Linked DNA regions of Homo sapiens: all the other regions are linked to region 1. A link is a contact called in ENCODE Hi-C or POLR2A ChIA-PET data. All regions are on one chromosome and are shown on one strand. The core of a region is the stretch at or near the end of the contact, and the rest is flanking DNA. Distances in the headings are between cores, read along the strand shown.

Evidence for each region. Hi-C counts contacts between places; a loop is a spot of excess contacts on that map. ChIA-PET counts read pairs that join two places held with the same protein, here RNA polymerase II (POLR2A). Pooled maps may share reads with other maps.
Region 2: a loop to region 1 is called in a pooled map, with 5 times the contacts of the local background. The contact joins the enhancer-like site here to the promoter of TRIM62 in region 1. A Hi-C loop is called at or near these places in 1 of 37 single-sample maps with no recorded cell type and 4 of 50 pooled maps. POLR2A ChIA-PET finds 5 or more read pairs at or near these places in 5 of 52 experiments (CD4-positive, alpha-beta memory T cell, MCF 10A, WTC11 and 2 more).
Region 3: a map of dorsolateral prefrontal cortex shows a loop between it and region 1 (2.0-fold over the local background). The contact joins the enhancer-like site here to the promoter of TRIM62 in region 1. A Hi-C loop is called at or near these places in 8 of 168 maps with a recorded cell type or tissue (B cell, CD14-positive monocyte, CD4-positive, alpha-beta T cell and 5 more), 7 of 37 single-sample maps with no recorded cell type and 15 of 50 pooled maps. POLR2A ChIA-PET finds 5 or more read pairs at or near these places in 9 of 52 experiments (CD4-positive, alpha-beta T cell, GM10248, GM12878 and 6 more).

What each region holds. Positions count from the first base shown.
Region 1 is chr1:33,179,893-33,184,833 of GRCh38, forward strand. TRIM62 (tripartite motif containing 62) reads right to left here and starts at 2,151. Exons shown (of 5, transcript NM_018207.3): 1 at 1,133-2,151. The coding sequence starts at 1,540. It also overlaps a transcript of ZNF362 not described here. RefSeq lists an enhancer at 674-843 and silencers at 926-1,125, 1,716-1,785, 2,016-2,325.
Region 2 is chr1:32,978,610-32,983,550 of GRCh38, forward strand. It overlaps the pseudogene RPL18AP4. Among named protein-coding and RNA genes, the nearest start is that of RNF19B, 16 kb to the left of the region's middle. RefSeq lists enhancers at 1,836-2,452, 1,956-3,155. Within about 2 kb of position 2,727, at least 33 of the 41 ENCODE cell types and tissues checked have a DNase peak (open chromatin) inside an H3K27ac peak, as active enhancers do.
Region 3 is chr1:33,365,000-33,369,940 of GRCh38, forward strand. It overlaps PHC2 (polyhomeotic homolog 2), which reads right to left. Exons shown (of 15, transcript NM_001385109.1): 6 at 3,537-3,623; 7 at 2,117-2,429. Among named protein-coding and RNA genes, the nearest start is that of PHC2-AS1, 17 kb to the left of the region's middle. RefSeq lists enhancers at 1-347, 1,736-2,639. Within about 2 kb of position 2,701, at least 11 of the 41 ENCODE cell types and tissues checked have a DNase peak (open chromatin) inside an H3K27ac peak, as active enhancers do; they include dorsolateral prefrontal cortex and psoas muscle, where a contact is called at or near this core.

The DNA of each region.
Region 1 (4,941 bases), core at 901-3,400:
ACACTGAAAATTCTCCAAGGGGGTGGGTATAAAAAATATACTATATTTCCCACACTTATTAATAGAGAGCATTTGGGGAAATGCAGTTCTAATGTTTTTGTTTGTTTGTTTGTTTGTTTGACCAGTGGAACTTGGAGAAGGCTTCACGGAGAGGATATTTGAGCAAGGCTCAATAAAAGTTGAGTAGGAGTTTGTCAGTGAAGACAGGAAGTCTTAAGGGAGACCGATTAGAGTTCTATGCCAACTATGCTCAGGTCACTCTGCATGTACCGTTTCACTTAGTCTTCAAAAGTCCTGATGTGGGGGACAGAGCCAAAGAGGTCATCAAAAACCTCTAGAGACTCCTAGAGGTCTAGCCCCTCCCTTCTTGAATCACCTTACATCTGGGCCTTATTCTCCAAATCTTTACCTTTAAGTCCTGGCCCCACTCAACCTGGCCTCTACTCTGGCTTAAATCTAAACTTGTTGTAGAGTATCCGGACCTGATCTCAGTCTTAACCCCTCATACACCTTGGCCTAACCCTCGGTACTCAAACCTGCCCTCTCAGCACTTTGGCACCCTAACTTATACCACTCTATTAGGTTTCACCCTCACCTGTCCAGCACATTCTAGCCCCCGTACTCCTCTTAGTCCTGATGCACATCTGATCCGGTCTCCGCCCCCACAGAACCCCCAGCCTGCCAGAGCTCAGCTACCCGGTTTAATACAGACCCATCCTCGCGACCTCGCCCTCAGTCTGACAGTGGCCCTGCCTTTGCCCAACTCTGATTCCGGTTCGTCCACAACCCTGCCCCAGCCCAGTATCTGGTCCAGTTCTGATCTCACTTGTTTCCGCCATCCCATCCGCATCCCCGACTTCTCCCTAACCGCGGACCAGCCGGTACTCCAGGTCTGTCTCAGATCCCTCAGGGTCCGGACTGCCCAAGGCCCCGCCCCCACGGCCCCGCCATGCGGCGGCCCCGCCCCTCCCTGCCCCGCGTTACTCCTGATAGGGCCCTGACCTTGCTGGCGGCCCCGCCCCAGGACCATTCTGACTGGGCCTGGCCCGCGGTCCAGCCCTGACCCCACCCCCCGCCCGGCCCCACCTCCAGCCCGGCCCCGCCCCTTCCCCAGGCAGGCCGGGTAGCGCACCTGCAGCTCGTCGAAGGCGTCGTCGATGCCGGTGACCTGATGCTGCTCGTGCAGTGCAGGCTCGTCGCAGAAGAAGCAGAGAAGCGCGCGGTCCGTGAGGCAGAAGAGCTTGACCTTGTCGTGCGCCTGGCAGGGTCGCGCGGCGCGGCGCGCGTTGAGGATGGCGTCCAGCGGGAAGGAGCTGTAGCGCTCCACGATGTTGGCCAGCTTGAGGCTGGGCGCCAGCGCGGGCTCGGCGAACGTGCGCCGGCACTCGGGGCAGTCGCGGGCGCCCTGCGCCTCCTGCCGCACCCAGTGCTCCGTGATGCAGCGGCGGCAGAAGTAATGCTCGCAGCCCAGGCTCACCGGGTCCTGGTAGATGCTCAGGCAGATGGAGCACAGCAGCTCGTCCTTGAGGCTGCACGCCATGGCGCCAGGGGCAGCAGAGAGGGGGGCCCGAGGGGCAGGGGGGCGGCTGAGAGAGCGCGGCGCTGTCGGAGGCAGCACCGAGGGCTGGGCGCGGGGACGAGGCCCGCACAGGCAGGGGTAGGAGCTACCGGAGAAGGGAGGGGGTGCTGTCCGGAAGGAGGGTAACGCGAGGAAGGGGTGCGCGGCTGAGACTCCGTGGGACGCCAGCCCGGGAGGGCAGTCTAGAGGTAGTGGGCAGCTCAAGGCGATGGGCGCTGGGAGGAGGCTGTGAGCGGCTGAGGGACGGAGATCCTGACGGGGAGGTTCTAGGGGGCGGGGCAGTCCTAAGGGATAGGAGCTGGGAGAAGGGGATCCCGGAGCGGGGTGGAGCCCTTAAGGGGGTCGAAATCCCGGGGTGGGGGCGGTGCGGGGAGGGCGAGAAGCTGGGGATGGGGAATCCTGGGGGAGGGGGCAGCCAGGCCGAGCCGTACATTGGCTGTGACCGGCAGAGAAGAGGAGGGGTGCCGGCCCGCTCAGCTGCCGGATCCCGGCCCCAAACCCTGGCCCAGCGCGACCCCTTACCCCCGCGAGCTTAGCAGCCACCGCTTCGGTCCAGCGCAGCCTCTCAACCCGGAACCAGCCGAATCCGAGCTGCCGGTGGCCGCGGCTGCCTCCCCGCCCCCGTGGGCGGGACCCAAGCAACTCCGCCCCCGCAGCGGGCGGGGGAGGGGCGGGGCCACCAGCCGGTTGACCCCGCCCCACCCCCACCATCCTCCAGCTCCCAGGGAAGCGAAGCCCAGCTGTTCCTTCGGGGTGTGTACTTGGAACTGCATCCAGGTCTCGCTTAGGGTCCCCGCGGCGAGGCGGAGCAGCTAATTTGAGAGCACAACAAATAAACAAGGAGCATCTTTCTGGATCATCGATTTGAAGATGTAGAAAAAATCATATTTTGTATTAAAACGAACAAGAATATATTTGGAATACAACTTCTGCATAAAATATAAAGATAAAACTCTTGAAATGCCCTGCTTGCTTAGAGCGAGTTCAAGGCCCTCACACTCCTAAGCCCTGGGGTCCCATTTCCTCTTCACTTTCTTAAGGAGTGCTTGGGGAGAAGTTTGGAAAGCCCTGGCTAACATCTGGCCCCGGAGGCTGCCTCCATTGGCAAACAATTCTGGAGTGCTGTATTTGTGTGTGTGTGTGTGTGTGTGTGTGTGTGTGTGTAAGGCGGTGAGGGGTGGAGCAGGAGAGAGGGAGAAAAAGTAATAGGAGAACTTGTCTTGTGTGCCAGATGGAGAGGGGATAAGGGATTTCTAGGCAGAGGAGACAGCCTGTGCAAAAGCATAGAGGCGTGAAAGGGGAGGGCGCAGTGAAGGAAGTGCTAGTAATTCTGTACTGTTGGGGGTGGGGTGGAGAAGGAGCCTGGGTGGGCTGGAGGGCATTGTGGGTCATGGTAAAGAATTTCTTGAAGGCATGGGGCTTTCAGGCAAGGGAATGACCTGGTCCGATTGGGTTTCAGGAAGTCTTGGAGATAATCATTATACCATCTGCAAGGTGAAGAAGACAGGGAGCTTTTCCAATGTGTCTGCGGATGCACAGCACTCAGCACACAGTAAAGGTGTGTAGCTGAATAACCGCATCAACGCCCTGGGTTGCAGGAGGAAGGAAAGACTGGGCACCCCTAAGGTGCTGTTGTCATCGTGCCTGCAGGAGGTGAGACCCGAACTGGGGCCTCAGCAGTGGGTAAGGAGAGAAGACTAGGGTATTGCAAGTACAGACACGGTGACATTTGGTGATGGTTGGATACGGGGGTGAGGGAAATGAGCCATAGAGGGTGGCTACCAGTTTCTGCCTCCTCCAGAAATATCTTCATTGGTGTTAAACTTTATTGAGGTACAGTTTATGAAAAAGCTCTCAGTTTAGTTCTCTATGGTTAACACTTTCTCCATCACACCCTCATCTGGCCCAGAATCTCCATCATTGCGAGAAAAATAGTTGGTTGCTCATGCAACAGCAGTTTCTCAACATTTTCTTATGGGCAGAGCCCTGATTTTGGTCAGGTGGCCCCCTTCCCCAAGTGACCCAAGGAAGGCTGACCCCAGCCCATTTCCAGGAGTGAGTCTTGTTTGGTCCAAGTCCATTATGGTGGTCTCATGGAGTGAGTCTTGTTTGGTCCAAGTCCATTATGGTGGTCTCATTCCTCTTGCCAGTGACGGTTTGGGCAGGTCCAGCCTGAAAAACTAAAGGGGAAGCCTATGGCAGAGAGGGGTTTTCAGGAAATGGTCTCTTTACTTTGCAAAACAGTCTGCCCCCTTTGCTGGGATATGTTTGGTGGCAATGCTTGGAATTGCAACAGCCATCTTGCTCCCAGTCTGAGGATGCAGCAAATACAGAAGGGAGGGCAAGGCCAAGAGAGTCCTAGGGAAGAGAAGCTTTTATTCTGATGCAGAGTCTGGACTTCAGGATATGTGAGATGGTCCATCTTATTGCATAAGCCAGTTTAACAGTAGTGCATTGTCACTTTGCAACCCAGAGAATCCCAACTGATATACTGACGTGCACCCCTAATGAGGGGGTGGGGAAAGTGAACAGGGCAGAGTCTAAATTATTGAAGCATTTGAAATGAAATGAAAAAAAAAAAGGCTTGATGATGGATGAAACAGTGACTTCATTATTCAACATGTATTTACTGATGCTGACTCCAAGCAGGTCTTTGTGAGGAGGTGGAATAAACTATGCTCCTTGCTCCCAAGGAGCTGGCAGTCTAGAGGGCAAAATCAATGAGAAATTCTTATCAGGCACAGTAGGGCTTGCTAAGCATTCTCACATATATTATTGGATTTCAGTCCCAAAGCAGCCTTAACTAGTTTATATTATTATCCCCGTTTTATAGAGGAAGATACCAAGGCTCAAATAAAGGAGATGTGATGGAAATTGCTAGCTGTCCACTAAACTTCATCCTCCTGTTCTTCTATGTAGTAGAGTAGCAGTCGGAGGAATGGCTGGTCCACTAGAGATCATACATCCCAGCTGTTCTTGCAGCCGAGTGAGACTTGGTGACTAAAATCTTTCTAATAGAACATAAATAGAAATAGACCTTAAGGCATGAAGCTTTTGCTCTCCCATGCTCCATTTTCTCTTCTCTTGAGTTGGAACATAGATGTACCAGGGACACAGCTTCAATAATGCTTCAAAAGGGCTGATGGAGCAAAGATATGGGAGGATCCTGGGTTCCTGAATGACTGCATGAAGTACAGCCACCCTGACATGGACTACAGAGTGAGAAGTAAACTTATTTTCTAAGAGCCATTGTATTTTGGGTCTTTTGTTGCAGCAGCCCAGCTTTCTCCATACTATTTTGCAGCTGTTTTTATTATTTATTTATTTGAGATGGAGTCTCGCTCTGTCACCCTGGCTGGAGC
Region 2 (4,941 bases), core at 1,477-3,976, 200 kb before region 1:
CCCAGGCTGAAGTGCAGTGGCGCAATCTCGGCTCACTGCAACCTCCGCCTTCTGCGTTCAAGTGATTCTTCCACCTCAGCCTCCCTAGCAGCTGGGATTACAGGCACTCGCCATCATGTCCGGCTCATTTTTGTATTTTTGTAGAGACAGGGTTTCACCATGTTGCCAGCCTGGTGTTAAAATCCTGACCTCAGGTGATCTGCCTGCCTTGGCCTCCCAAAGTGCTGGAATTACAGGTGTGAGCCACCTCACCCGGCCCCCCACAGTGATTTATGAGGGAAGTACTATCATCATAACTCCCACTTGGCAGATGAAATTAAGGCCCAGAGAGGTGAAGTGACTTACCCAAGGCCACTGAGATAGCAAACAGTGGATTGGATCTGCTCTCCAGACAACTGCCCTACATGCCTGTAATTCCAGCACTTTGGGAGGCCTAACGGGGATGATTGCTTGAGGCCAGGAGTTCGAGACCAGCCTGGGCAACACAGCAAGATCCCATCTCCATAAAAAAGTAAAAAAAACCTAACTGGGCATGGTAACACGCACCTGTAGTCCTAGCTACTTGAGAGGCTTGGTGGAAGGATCACTTGAGCCCAGGAATTCAAGGTTGCAGTGAGCAGTGATTGTGCCACCATACTCCAGCCTGGGTGACAGAGTGAGACCCTGACTCAAAAACAAAACAAAAAACCACAATTGCCTCTAAAATACATCTCTCTAAACTAGCCCTCTTCTCTCTTCTGTCTTCTCTCTCTCTCTCATACACACACACACACACACACACACACACACACACACACACACACTCTGGGGGTGATGGGATTAATGCTGGTAGAACTGGTTTCTCCATCCTTCAGCATGCCTGGATGTAGTGGTCCTTGCCTCTGCCCCAAAGCCAAAATGACGGGAAACTTGCATTTAACATCTTGTTAAATATGCCTTAAAAAGAAATCCAGGAGAGTTAACCCAACTGTTAATAGTGATTATCTCTAGGTGATGAAGTTATATGTAATCTCTATTTTCTTATTTTTACTTATTTGCTTAAGTTTTTTTCTGCCATGAATTTATTAAGTTTTGTCATAAGTAAAAATAAATACATAAAATTATTCTCTATTTTAATAATTATCTGTGGTCCCACAGATGGAGGTATTTCTATTAAATACTCAGAAGGGAGCCGGGTGCAGTGGCTCACGCCTATAATCCCAGCACTTTTGAAGGCCAAGGTGGGTGGATCAGTTTAGGTCGGGAGTGGCCAAGATGGTGAAACCCCATCTCTACTAAAAATACAAAAATTAGCCTTTTCCTTTTGTGGGTGGTGGCAAAGGTGGACAGAAAGCCATGAAGGCCTTGGGCACACAACAAGAGTACAAGGTGGTGTGTCACTGCCTGCCCACCCCCAAATGCCACACACTGCCCCTCTACCACATGCAAATCTTTGCGCCTAATCATGTAGTCGCCAAGTTCCACTTCTGGTACTTCCTATCTCAATTAAAGAAGATGAAGAAGTCTTCAGGGGAGACTGTCAACTGTGGGCAGGTGTTTGAGAAGTACCCACTGTGGGTGAAGAACTTTGGCATCTGGCTGCGCTATGACTCCCGGAGCAGCACCCACAACATGTACAGGGAATACCGGGACCTAACCACCATGGGCGCTGTCACCCAGTGCTACCAAGACATGGGCACCCAGTACCGCGCCCGGGCCAACTTCATCCAGATCATGAAGGTGGAGGAGATTGCGGCCAGCAAGTGCTGGTGGCCAGTTGTCAAGCAATTCCACGACTCCAAGATCAAGTTCCTGCTGCCCCACTTGGTGCTGTGCCATCAGCAGAAGCCACGCTTCACCAGGAGACCCAACACCTTCTTCTAGGTACAGGGCCCTCGCCCGGCTGTGCCTCAAATAAACTCAGGAACACCCTGGTGGGGAAAAAAAAAAGTTAGCTGGGCATGGTGATAGGTGCCTGTAATCCCAGCTACTCGAGAGGCTGAGGCAGGAGGATCGCTTGAACCCAAGAGGCGGAGGTTGCAGTGAGCCGAGATCGCACCACTGCACTCCAGCTTGGGTGACAGAGTGAGACTCTGTCTCAAAAAATAAAAAAAAAGAAATACTCTCAGCAGGGGTTTGTCCTGGGCACTGGCATCACACAGAGAGGAAGTGAGAGCTCATCCAGGATTAAAAACAAGAATCACCATTTCTGAAGGATTCCTCTGAGCCCAGTTCCTTGTTCCTTCATAGCCATTGATATGCATATCTCATTTAATCCTCAAAATCAGTTTAGGAGAAAAATTATTTCACAGCTGAGGAAACCAAAGATCCTGAGACTTAGAGAGGTTACATTACTTGCCCAGGGACACACAGCTAGAAAGTGATGGAGGCAGGATTTGAATCCAGATCTAAGTGACTTCATAGTTTGTAAATTTTTAACCTCTGAACTTTGCCCTTCCAGTTGCAAGATGCTGATGCATTCCTGTATTTCCAGCTCTTCACACACAGGCACTCATCGATATTAGCACTGCCTAGAGAAGCCAGTGAGGTAAAGATCATTGTCCCATTTTCCAGGTGAGAAAATTAAGGCCAGAGAGGGGACTTGCTCAGTGTGGTCAGCTGAGAAGTAGTGGCATTCCTTCTAGAATCCAGGTCTCCTTTCTTGCCTCTGGCAGCCTTCCTCCTTCCTATACTTTCTGCCAACTGCTGAGGCTTCCGTCTCGAAACAAATGACTCAAGGTAAATCACTGGTTGGACTTCCCCTTTCTCAAAATACAGGAAGTCTGTGTTGTTTGCAGTCCCTGTGGGTGAACAGTTTCAGCTCAGTTACGAAGTAGGCTGGGCCACATAGAGGACTGGGTCCTGCTGGGGCAGGGTTCCAGGCTACTGGGGCTGGCACCGCTGCATTTTTCCTTCCTAAGAGTCATGTCAGTGTGTCTGTCAAGTCAGGCTTGACGTCTTACCCCAAAAAGCCTGCTGTACTATTATGAAATTTAGAAAAATGAGCCCAAGAGGGAGGGGCCCTGTCAATAATTAATAATAACAACTATTATTTCATGTTTATGGCACATTAACCTTCCTACCAGGCACTGTGCTAAGTGGCTGACACGTGAACCCATTTGAGCCCCGTAACAGCCCTAGTAATAAGGTTCTATAGCTTTGGAGCCAAATAACACTAGATACAAATCACAGAAATGCCACTTTCCAGCTGTGTGACATCAGGGACATTATTTACATTCATTCAGTAAATACTTTTGAGCACTTACTATGTGCCATATTTCAGTGAACAGAACAAAGATCCCTGCTCTCTTGTGATGTTTACATTCTACAAGGTAAAGCAAAGTGTAAACATAATAAATATAATAAATTATAAATACACATAAATAAACTGTGTTAGAAAGTGGTAAGGGGAAGATACAGTAGAGCAGGGAGGAGACAAGGAGTGCTGATGCAGCATCAGTGCAGGGAAGAGGCAGGATGAGTTGTTAAACAGTGGTGTCAAGGAAGGTCTTGCTGAGAAGGTGCTATGCATACAAAACTTTAAGGAGGTGAGGGAGTTAGCCATGTAGGTAACTGGGGAAACCCTTATTAAGCAGAAGGAACAGCCAAAGCAAACGCCCTAAGTGTGCTTGGTGGTTCCAAAGAGTAGCCAGGGCCGGGTGCAGTGGCTCACACCTGTAATCCCAGCACTTTGGGAGGCCAAGGTGGGCGGATCACAAGGTCAGGAGTTCAAGACCATCCTGGCCAACATGGTGAAACCCATCTCTACTAAAAATACAAAAATTAGCTGGGCATGGTAGCGCGCCCCTGTAGTCCCAGCTACTCGGGAGGCTGAGGCAGGAAAATCGCTTGAAACCGGGAGGCGGAGGTTGCAGTGAGCCGAGATCGCACCACTGCGCTCCACCCTAGTGATAGAGCAAGACTTTGTCTCAAAAACAACAACAACAACAAACAAACAACAACAACAACAACAACAACAAAAACAAAGAGCAGCCAGGAGGCCAGTATGGTTGAACAGTGAGCCAGGGAGAGAGTCCTCCCTACCCATAATGTTGCCCCAGTGATTCTTTCTTATACTTTGTTCTGTGTTTCCTTCCTTGCTCTTCTCATAATTTCCAAGTATTTAGTTTACTTGAGTGTTTGCTTATTTCTTGTTCTTTTCCTCCACTAGCCCTAAGTTCCTTAAAGTCAGAGAACATATTAGTTTTACTTGGTGTTGACCACAGAGCCTGGGACATAAAAAGCACTTAAAGTTGAATTAATGAATAAACCATCCATCCATCCATCCATCCATCCATCCATCCATCCATCTAGTCACAGTTATGATAGAATCTTCCCATCATGTAGATGGGAAATAGTAATTTCTCAGGGTAACTCTGGTTACCCTGAGAGTTCTAGTTCAGGACATTAGCAAGAGAGTTAAACTGCCTGGGTTCCAGTTCTGGTTCTACTGTTTACTGGTTGTGTGATCTCAGGCAAGTTAAGAAAAAAACCTCTCTGTGCATCAGTTTCCATATCTATCAACTGGCAAAATAGTAGTATCATTCTCTAAGGGAGGGTTGTAAGCAGTGTAAACAGCACCAGGGGTATAGTGCTTATGTATGTGTTTTCCCTATGCAGTCTAGCCATGAGCGTGAGGAATCCACTTCCTTCCTCCTGTACCAGATCCCAAAAGGGCAGAGAGAAGGGCAAGGGGTGCCACGGTGAGTGAGGCTACAGAAAATCCCTAATGCGTGCTGCCACATCTGTGCTGTGTGTTGGCAACTGGGGGTGGCCCTAGGGTCTTCACTGAAGTGGCATTCTGGGGATACTGTTCTTGATGTGTAGCCCCCAGCCTGATCCTCTGGCCTTTTTCTGCTAGACAATCTTTAGTGGAATCTTACTGCTTGCAGTTGAGAAAGTTGACTGATACAGATGTTAATACTGAATACCTATTTCTTTTTTTTCTTCTTGAGACGCAGT
Region 3 (4,941 bases), core at 1,451-3,950, 190 kb after region 1:
AGGCTGAGGAGGCCCCAGATTACTGTAAGAACTGAGAGGGACGATCTGGCTTGAGATGAAGAACAGTGTTTGACTCAGCCAGCTATGGCCCCCAGTCCTGCCACTTACTACTTAGGTGACTTTGAGTGCGTGACGGATGTGGTAAGCTCCTGGAGAACCTCTCTGAGCTTCAGTTTGCTCATCTGTAAAATGGATAAAGACAGCTACCGGACAGGGATCTTTCCAGGGTTTAAAGAAGCGTGATGCATACAATGCAGGGCACGTTATCTAGCACACGACGGACGTCCTGTGAGTGCTGGTCCCGTTTCTGTCCAGTTTTCTTGAGAACTGAGTTGCCTAGCAGCCTTAGGAGGAACCCAAGAACTAGTCTTTCTTTTGAACAGTGTTAGAACTTGGGGGGCTGGCTTAGATTTAGAGAGAGGTTACATTTCGGCCTGGGCTGGAAGGGGGTTCTCAGGAAGGCCTGAGACGCAGATGGTCCGCCAGGGCATGCGGATTGAATGAGAAACTAGAAGAAGTGCTCATCTGGGGTCTCAGCTGTAGTCCAAGCTGCTTTCAACGCATTGAAAGAGCCCCCAGTCTACCCTTCTGAGCCTCACTTTCTTTTTCCATAAAAGGAAGAGGCTGGGCCACTTTCTGGAGAAAGCCATGCCAGACAGTGAGAAACATCTGAAGCCACAGGGCCGTGAGGCCTCCGTGGGGAGGTGCCTTTCTTGGCTCAGCGGTGACCACTGGAATGCAGCGACTGACCCTTTGCCCCTGGGTGACTTCTGAAGCCTCAAGAAGGTGAATGAGGGATTTTGACCCCGTTTCCTCCTAACTCAGTGCCATGTGCGCTGCTTTGCTTTTCTCTGCCTGGGAACCTTCCCCACTCTGTCTGTCAGGTCACATGCTCGTGCCGCAAGGCTCATGTGCCATGTCCTCTGAAGGACGGCATCTCTGACCCATTCTGCCTGACAGGCAGCTGACCATCTGTGCCCACACTGTACCTGGTACTTAGTCCTAAAATAGAATTTATGAAGTGGAATGGATTTGCTTCTATATCTGGTTCCCTTCTTTTGACTGCACACTCTAGGGAAAAATAAAAATCCTATCTTATTTTGACAAAGATGTATTGAGATATATTCTTGATGTATTTTCTCAAGAAAAAACCCCACAGATTAGATTGGATGGTAAAATGGTTTGAGAGAGGACTGAGGTTAGTGGTTGTCTCAGGGATGCGATCAGCGTGACCCTCTCTTTAATGCAAAGCCATGTGCTTCGCCACTCTATTTATTTCTATGGTAAAACAGGGTGGTCTTGTTACCTAGATCGATAGGCCTGGCTTCTTGGGCTCTTGGCAGATTTTCCCATTAAAGATTGCCTACAATGGGCAGCACAGGGAGAGTTTTAGTAGGCAGGGAAAGGGGTCTAGCAGGGCATGTGGATTCATCGGACCTGCCTCACAAGCAAGCTCCTAGATTTATTCTCAAGTGTTACCCTCACTAGCAAGCCTTTCCTAGCTCCTCTCCTCAAGCCACATAGCTCTTCTGTTCTGACAGTGTTCAGAGCTTAGATCTATTATGGCATATGCACTGCACTCTCTGTCTCCCCAGCTACACTGTGGAGGGCAGGACCTGAGTCTCATTTATCTCTGCACACCTAGAATTGGCAACATGATTGGCAAATACTAATCAACAAATGCTTGCTGAATGATGAGAAAAATAAACTTCCTACATTCCCATCTCTCTGTCTGGTTCTTACATGCTTCTGGCTAGCCCCTGGCCTTTTTGCTGAGTCTTGGAGAATTTCAAAATAGTTCAACTGCCTGCCTCCAGCCACTCCAGGTTGTGCCCACAGCTCCACCGCTGTGGCTGCGTACCCTGATTCATCGCTGTGCCTACAGTGCAGAAGGACTCCTTTATTCCAACTAACATGGCTGCCCTGCGTAAAGTTAGACCAGAAGCATGGCACAGAGCCAGGAGCTGATGGACATTTTGAGATAGGGAGGGAGGAGAGAGAGATCCATGGCTGGTATCTTTGCAAATCCATGGGAAAAAGGAAAGTGTGAAAGTCTCCTCCTGACTCACGGCCCTGAGTTTTCTGGGAAAGGATTCCTGCTTCCTGAAGACCTTACCTGGTGCAATGAGGGGGTGGGCAGCCACAGCAGGAACCGTCCGGCTGAGCCCAGCCCGGCCTTCCATGCTCCCTGGCACACTGCTGTTGCCATCTCCTTTCTTGTGTGGCTCCATCACACTGTCAGCTATGCCAGGCTTGGCACCTGCAGGGGAAGCCTGAGCAGTATTTCTGCTCTGTGCTGGGGTAGGCAGAGGCTGGCTACCGCCCGGCGTGGGTTTCAGGGCCAAGCTGGGCAGGACAGGCTGAGTGGGGGTGGGGCCCGAGGCTGCTGCCGCTGGTGTCTGCTGTGTTCGGAGGGTCAAGTTCTGTACCTGGAAAAGAGGGGTCTGTGGGAGTCCAGAGAATGTGGCAGGAGCAATGCCAGTATACAACTAAGAGGGAGAGAGGGATGGATCCAGGAATGGCTGAATAGAACAGGAGGTTGTCAAATCAGAGAGAGAGAATGTGTTAGGGGCTAGAAGAGGAACCAGAAGCACGTGGAGTTGCTAAAGAGGGCCAGAGGGTTCGCTGTGACTGCATCCAGCAGCAGAAGAGGCTGAGTTCTGAGAAGGACCTGCTGCCCAGCTGGGCGGGCAGGGGTGGGGAGGCCAGGCTCTGTCCCTTCTGTTGCCCTCCCTCCTCCCCAACACTTTCAGGATTGGATGCACACCACCCAGAAATAATTCCCAGTGAGGGGGAGCATGGGGCTTCCCACACTGGAAAAGGCCAGGGCAAAAGTGGAAGTTAACTGACCAGGAAGGCCACCGGGCAAATATCTTGTCTCAGAATAAGGTTGCCACCGGCTCTTCCAAGACGGCCGGCATGCTTACTCAGCCCGGTCCCTGGCGCCCTCTGCTGGACACAGGGAGGCTGTGCCAGACTCTGAAAATCCGGCTACCAGCCCTGTCCCATCACCCTCCCCATTCCGTAGATGAGGATGGGGAGATGCGAGTGCTAGGGGTTCCTTCCCCGGCTGCCCACAGAATCTTCCCAGCCACGGTAGTATCTGTGCGCTCCTAGCAGAGCAGGACACGTCTCTGCTCCCTCTTACATGTCATTTTTCTCGAGTCCTAGCAGCACTACCGTGTGTAACCGGAGCGGGACTTTCCACTTATGAAGCAGCAGCAGCCAGACCAGCTATGCTGGGGCAGGTGTAAAGTATGGAGGGTAGCACAGCCCACCCCTCCCTGGCAAATCATGCTGGCCTCAGCAGGCTGCCCTCTGGCTCCTGACCTGTGTTTGAGGGAACGAAACAGAGCCAGGAGGGACTGAGGCCTTCTGGAACAGGGTAGACGCGCAGGCCTGGGGGCATTGGGGTGTCCTGTCTCCCGCCTGCTTTCCTAGCTGATCCCGGCCTCTCCTTGTGCCCCTCCCCAGTATCAGTGCCCCTCTACAGGGGTGCCCACCCCCCTGCCCTCCCACAAGCATGGAGTCCTCACCTGGGCGGGGGTGGGGGGCCGGGCGGGGGAGCCAGTGCCGAGCTCAGGCTGCACAGTAGCGACGGTGGCCGTGGGCGTGAAGATGAGCTGAGGGGACAAAGGAACAGTGCCGCCTAGGCTCCTAGCTACCTGCACCAGGTTACCTGGCTGGGCCTGGAATCACAGGAAACGAGGCGCCTTTTACCTGCTCGATGTGGACTCAGCCACAGGACACAACTGTTTAGCCCAGGAGCGGCTATGAGGAAGGGCAGGACAGTAGAAGCAGAAAGGAAGGGGGAGTCCAAGGGGAGCGCCTGCCTTTCTCTAGAGGCTCGTTGCATCCTGACCCAGGCTGGGTGCAGGGGTGGGTGGGGAGAGCCGCTCTGGGGCTACACCAAAGCCGAGTTCCCTTCAGAACCCTCTGTGAGGGGCTCATCCTAGAGGAGACCGATATCCCCAGGATACGCTGAAGCCACCACCTCCTTAGCGTCCTGGGAAGCGAGATGGATGCCCTAGGACCACCTTCCAGGTCTAACCCACTGCTGAACCCAGGGCTGAGCCAAGATGAGACTGCCCTCCAGGGGATCAAGTTCGATGTATCCTTTTGGTCATTTTCTAGTCAAAGTTAGATTCAGAGGGGCCTAGAGACAACAACAGCAGAGGAAGCGGACCGCCTGGAGCCGTCCTCATGTCTGAATCCCATCCTGCAGGGTGCAGGATCCATGGTGTTCTCTGCATGACACCTCGACCTCCGTGGGAGTCTAGCTCTGCATCAGTGTGGATGTGCTGGTGCCTTGACAGGGTGCTTTCCCTAGAACTCTGCGATAGCGCAGCTGTGCTTTTTCCTCTGTGGGTGTATGCCCTGCTCTGGGGAGGGAGGCAGACAGGCAGGCATCACGACCCCAGTGGAGTAGGACATAGGGACAAGCAACCTGCAGACACAGTCAGCTTTGGGCAGCAGCATCACAGTGTGGCTGTCCAGTTCCCGAGGAGATGGAAGTCTATTTCATGCCTTGTGTCTAAGAGGCTGTTCCCTGGGGATAGAGATGCGCCTCAAATGATGAACTCAGAGCCAAGAACAAATGTGCGGGAGCAAGACCAGACAAGCTCCGAGGGTCACGTCCTGGCCATAAGAGCAAAGGGAGGGGTGGGACTGTGTTACTTTCGGGATAGTGTGTCAAGAGCCCGAAGGAGCAGACTTCAGAATGGGAGGTATGAGACACGACCCACAGTGACTGAGCCCTAGCTGGGGCTGCATGCTACTGCCACCCAGGGAGTATGCTGCCATTTTCCCAGGGCATTCTCCTAAATCTTAGGGACCTGGTAGGCTCCTAAGGACCTTTGCACCCCTCAGGGATAGGTGCAAAGGAAAGAGTTGGTGCTATCCTGAGTATATCCTGCCCAAACAAGCTCACCTGACCCTGAT